2 separate regions of the Homo sapiens genome follow, and region 2 is linked to region 1. A link is a contact called in ENCODE Hi-C or POLR2A ChIA-PET data. All regions are on one chromosome and are shown on one strand. The core of a region is the stretch at or near the end of the contact, and the rest is flanking DNA. Distances in the headings are between cores, read along the strand shown. Region 1 overlaps LOC101929174 (a long non-coding RNA gene). Region 2 overlaps LOC101929174 (a long non-coding RNA gene).

Region 1 (2,606 bases), core at 33-2,532:
CCCAAAGTGCTGGGATTACAGGTGTGAGCCACTACGCCAGGCCCCAAACCTTGAATTCTATAGTAATCCCTTATTTGTTCATGATATATTTTCCTTTCTTAAAATACATTTCTGATTTGACTTGCTCATTTTTTTAAATTATTAATATTAATCTTTTTTTAAGAGTATCTTGTTTTGCTGCTAGAACAATGCTGGCCTCAAAAAATAAATGAGATGTGTTATCTGATATACTAATTTCAGAGTTTCAGGATAAATATGAAGAAAAACTCTAGCTCTTCACGGTCAAATGATTAAGAAAACAAAGGTAAAGGGAAAATCTTGAAGTCAATCAAAGAGAAAAGAAACAATTTCTACCAGGAAGCAGATATGAAATAGCAGACTTGGCTTCTGAAACGAGGCCAGACAGAAGACAATAAAGTTGCTTATTTGACATATGGAAAGCAAACACAGAAACAGCAACTCACCACCTACAATGATGCCCTGTGAAAACATCTTGCAAATAAGAAAGCAATGTGCTTCTCAGACGACAAAAACTGAGATAAATTATTGCCAGCCAATTTGCATGAAAAGAGATGTTACAGCAAGATCTGGCAAACTGAGCATGATATCAGATGAACTTCTGAAGGAAAACACACAGACACACTCATGTACATGCATAGACACACTCATGCACATGCATAGACACACAAAGGCATTTGGACACAGTAATAATGTGGGTAAATATAACAGACTTTAGTTTTTTATATGTCTTTAAAATATAATTGCCTTTAAAATATAATTTACAATGTGGGTGTATAGAACAGATTTAATATTTGTAAATATCTTTAATATATAATTGAAATCTCTTTAAAATAAATTTGTCCTGCTGCTTAGGTTTCTCTGAAGCTTCAGGAACTCTGGTTTATTATCTTTCATTATATTTGAAAAAGTCTTGGCCTTTATCTCTTCAAATATTTCTTCTGCTTCATTCTTTCTTCTCCTCCTGAGATTCCAAGTATGTGTATATTAAATGATTTTGTCTGGTTTCGCAACTCTTCCATGCTTCTGTTTGCCTTTTAGCTCTTTTTTTCCTCTTTGTGTTTTAATTATCTTCAAGTTATTGCTGCTTTCCATTTCTCTGACTATTCTGCTGAAAAGCCTGTTGAAGTAATTCTTCATTTCTGATATTGTGTTTTTATTTTCAGCATTTCCATTTGATTCTTTTTAAACTTTCCTCCTTCCTTCTGAATATCTCCCATCTTTTCATGCATGGATTCACCTTTTCCACTACCCGATTCCTTCAGCGTATTAGTCATTGTTATTTTAAGCTCCCTGTCTGACTGTCAACCTCTGAGGTGTCTCCATGTCTGCTTCTCTTCATTTCTTTTCTTTCTTGAGCATATGTCCTTTTACTTGCTTTATGTGTTCCATAATGTTTAGATAAATGTCAGACATTGTTAGTAAAAGGAAGAAATTGAAACTAGATGAATAAAACTGAGACGAGGTGACTAAAATTTATGCCTGGAAGTTTTCAGTTTTTTCTTCTATCAGGCAATTTGAAGGGAAGGGTTGAGTAAATCTAGTCTGTTGCTGAGCTGGTTTTGGGCTTTTCGGTTGCTAGGTTCCTTCTGTGTACCACAGACTTCAAATTCCTTTAGTGCAAACCACCACTATCTTGTGCTTAATGCATGGCCCAGAGTGCTAGAGGCTTTCTCCTAGAATTCCTGTTCCACCGTTGGCTTTCTGTAGGCCTGCACTCCTAAACCACATTGGTGGTTTCTCTCTGTGCCCTTGCCCTTCCCTTAGTGATAGGCTGGTGATGTTTGTTACTGAGAGTAAGGCGGGAGCAGAATTTTCTTGGCTCTCCTGCTGCAGCCTCAAACTTACATAGTCCCTGTCCTAGTCCCTGTCCACAGAAGCCTCAGCATTCCTTTCTATTCCCAAGTGGCAGCCAATCCCCACCTTATACTCATGCAGGGCCTAGAGTACAAAATGGGCTTCTCCAAGTGCTCCTCCTCCACCCACACACCTAGCCAGGCGCAGCATCCCATGTCACTAATGCAGCTCTTTCAGGTCTCTGTCCCCGTCCCCACCTTTCTCATGAACACGTGATGGATGCACATGGAAAACAACTAGTGAGGCCAGGTGCAGTGGCTCATGCCTGTAATTCCAGCACTTTGGGAGGCTGAGGCAGGTGGATCACCTGAGGTCAGAAGTTCCAGACCAGCCTGACCAACATGGAGAAAGTCGGTCTCTACTGAAAATACAAAATTAGCCTGGCATGGTGGCACATGCCTCTAATCCCAGCTGCTTGGGAGGCTGAGGTGGAAGAATTGCTTGAACCGAGGAGGTGGAGGTTACAGTGGGCCCAGATTGTGCCATTGCACTCCAGTCTGGGCAACAAGAGCAAAATTCTGTCTCAAAAAACAAAAAACAAAAAACAAAAACAAAAACAAAAAAAACAAACTAGTGAGGGCTACTCTGGGCACACTGCCTGTGGGGTATCCCTGCTCTGCAAGGGGCAGTGAAACAAACAAACCAGTGAGAAAGAATGGGCTTCCCATGTATCTAGGACTCCCAGGGTATTAAATTCACACTGATCTACATCTAGCTTTTAGAAATTCATT
Region 2 (2,606 bases), core at 43-2,542, 37 kb after region 1:
GAGTTGGGGACAGGATTCCAGAGAAAGACCTGCAGGACTTGATGGCAGATAAGAACAGATGAGCAAATGTGGAGTCATGTGATGGTCACAGAACAGGCTGTGCAGAAACACAATTTTGGAAGAAAGAGAGGGAGTGCTTTTGAGTCATTTTTAGTTTCTGCGGCAGCAGGATTTCCAACTGGTATAAAGATAGTCAGGAATGAACAGAAACAGTGAAGGGCCTGAGTGTGTCATGAGAACAGGATATCAGGACTGGTTTGCTGTCAGCCGGAAACAACTTGGCTGTCCCTGCTGAGGAGGGACCCAGGGCATAGGGGGGAGTGAATTTTGCAACTCTTTCCAGCCCATGTTTCACCATATTCAATATCTGCCTTATGTTTGGGCTAAGTGAGCAAATGTTTTTGTGGTATAATTTTGAGGCTTCCCTTAAACTTCTCTTCTTGGTCATATAAATAAGAAGAATCTAAAATTCTCCAAGTCAAGAGCAAATCTTCTCCTTCGTTACAGTGAGTGTAGGGATTCAAATTCAAACTGAGCCATATGTGATTGATCTCAGCCTTCCTGCTAGCAAGATTTGATAGACATGAAGGAGATGGGATGTCGGTACGGGTAAGAGAATCCTAATACAAGATGGAGAGGGAAAACAGAAAGGAAGTGTTCTGGAGACAGTAAGGCTTTGCAGTAAGTGCAAAGAGCCTGCGTCCAGAAGTCTGAGGCACCTCTGACACTTGCCTCCTGGGGTGATGCCCAGATAGGATCATAGCATCATTTATTTGAAGAGCTCTCTGAATTATGTTGCTTGGAGAAGTCAAATCTGGACTAGTCTAAGGGGCTAGACTACCTTAAAAATAAGATTCTTTCCATTTTCATAGTCAGACTCTATGGACAAGGAGGACTTAAAACAACAAATATTTGAAGCTTTTGCAGAAAATTAGAGGAACCCTACAAAAGTGAGTTTTCCATAATGAGATAACAGAGGATTTAAGCTGAACTAGCATAGAAGACCCTAGGTTAAAGTCACAAGAATGTACTATTTTTCAGTGAGGCCTGTTCTAAGTTTCAAAGGGCCATTCCTGCACTAGTTCATTACTAAAATATATTTGGCATTTGGGAGGGTGTGTTTTTACTCAAAGGACAGTTATTTATTAGGTGAAAAGCCCCAAAGCACAGGAAATATGAGATAGCAGTAGGTAGTAGGGATAGGGGGCCAGGGCTGCTCTTGACCCCAAAGTCTTCAGAATGAGTGCTAGGAAGTAGCCTGTCATGGGCCTCCAGGAACCTGAAAACTGGAGGAACCACTTTTCTGAGAAGTCTTACTCAGCAGACATACCACCCACAGTTTCCTCTTCGCAGCTTCTCCAACTAAGACAAGAACAGCTGTCTTAATTCTTCCTCTCTCCCCCCATCAGTGAGGCTCAGAAAAGCCAGTAATTTGGCTTTATTCTTCAGAGGGCAGCTCTCTCCCAGTGGTAAACACTCTAATACTCTCCAGGGGACTTTTTTTTTTTTCTTTTTGTTTATTGACTTTCTAAAAAATATTTCTTACCTTTAACAGATTTTTTTAGAGTAGAACAGTTGACGATGAGACAGAATGAGGTTTTCTTTATCATTTTAATGCTGGTTAAGCCTATTGGGATATGCAATAAACATTTATGTTATTGTTGTTGCTGTTGTTGTTAATAATTTGTTTGGGTTACACTTCTATCAGCTAGTTTTTTTGTTTGTAGTGGCTGAAATTGTCCTGGGTTAGGGGATGTGGGTGGAGTAGAAAAGTCAAAAAGGTGGGATAGGATTTCTGTATTAATTACTAGGTAAAATTGTGTGTGTGTGTGTGTGTGTGTGTGTGTGTCTGTGTGTAAGACCTTGACTTAGGAAAGGTAAGTATCTTTCTAATTGTAAAAAACAGAGCAGATAATTTGATGAACAATTTTAAAATTGACTTTTTCCTTTTTTTTTTTTTTTAACAGACTAGACCAAGCAGTAAAAACTGAATTTTAATTATCTACTGGAAATTCCTCCAGAATAAAGGGTCTGGTTCAGTTTCTATATTGACTCTATGGGTTCCAGTCTGTGAAATGCCAAGGGTTGGACTGACTAGAAGTCTCCAGATTACCTCTCTCTTCTTTCCACCCCTACTGCTTCTTGCCTACCATATGCCATAGTGCCGGCCGGCAAAATGTACCTGTTTAATTCTCTAGGTTAGAAAAAATTCCCTAGATTTTTCTCCTTGTCTTTCTATGTCCAAATGCTACCTACTTTTTAAAACAAAGACAACAGGCCAGGCATGGTGGCTCACGCCTGTAATCCTAACACTTTGGGAGGCCAAGTCGGATGGATAACTTGAAGCCATGAGTTTAAGACCAGCATGGCCAACATGGTGAAACCCGTCTCTACTAAAAATACAAAAATTAGCTGCGCGTGGTGGTGCACTCCTGTAATCCCAACTACTTGGGAGGCTGAGGCAGGAGAATCACTTGAACCCGGGAGGCGGAAGTTGCAGTGAGCCGATATCGCACCACTGGACTGCAGCCTGGACAACAGAGTGAGGCTGTCTCAAACAATAAATAAATAAATAAATAAATAAAATAAATTAAAACAAAACAAAA

The links. Hi-C counts contacts between places; a loop is a spot of excess contacts on that map. ChIA-PET counts read pairs that join two places held with the same protein, here RNA polymerase II (POLR2A). Pooled maps may share reads with other maps.
Region 2: a map of PC-9 shows a loop between it and region 1 (4-fold over the local background). The contact joins two enhancer-like sites. A Hi-C loop is called at or near these places in 2 of 168 maps with a recorded cell type or tissue (K562 and PC-9), 4 of 37 single-sample maps with no recorded cell type and 3 of 50 pooled maps. POLR2A ChIA-PET finds 5 or more read pairs at or near these places in 7 of 52 experiments (CD4-positive, alpha-beta memory T cell, GM12878, MCF 10A and 4 more).

The regions. Positions count from the first base shown.
Region 1 is chr11:88,383,174-88,385,779 of GRCh38, forward strand. All of the region lies in intron 2 of LOC101929174 (a long non-coding RNA gene), which reads left to right. Among named protein-coding and RNA genes, the nearest start is that of CTSC, 47 kb to the left of the region's middle. Within about 2 kb of position 1,283, at least 4 of the 41 ENCODE cell types and tissues checked have a DNase peak (open chromatin) inside an H3K27ac peak, as active enhancers do; they include GM12878 and PC-9, where a contact is called at or near this core.
Region 2 is chr11:88,420,424-88,423,029 of GRCh38, forward strand. All of the region lies in intron 2 of LOC101929174 (a long non-coding RNA gene), which reads left to right. Among named protein-coding and RNA genes, the nearest start is that of GRM5-AS1, 83 kb to the right of the region's middle. RefSeq lists a cis regulatory region at 1,115-1,490. Within about 2 kb of position 1,293, at least 12 of the 41 ENCODE cell types and tissues checked have a DNase peak (open chromatin) inside an H3K27ac peak, as active enhancers do; they include GM12878 and PC-9, where a contact is called at or near this core.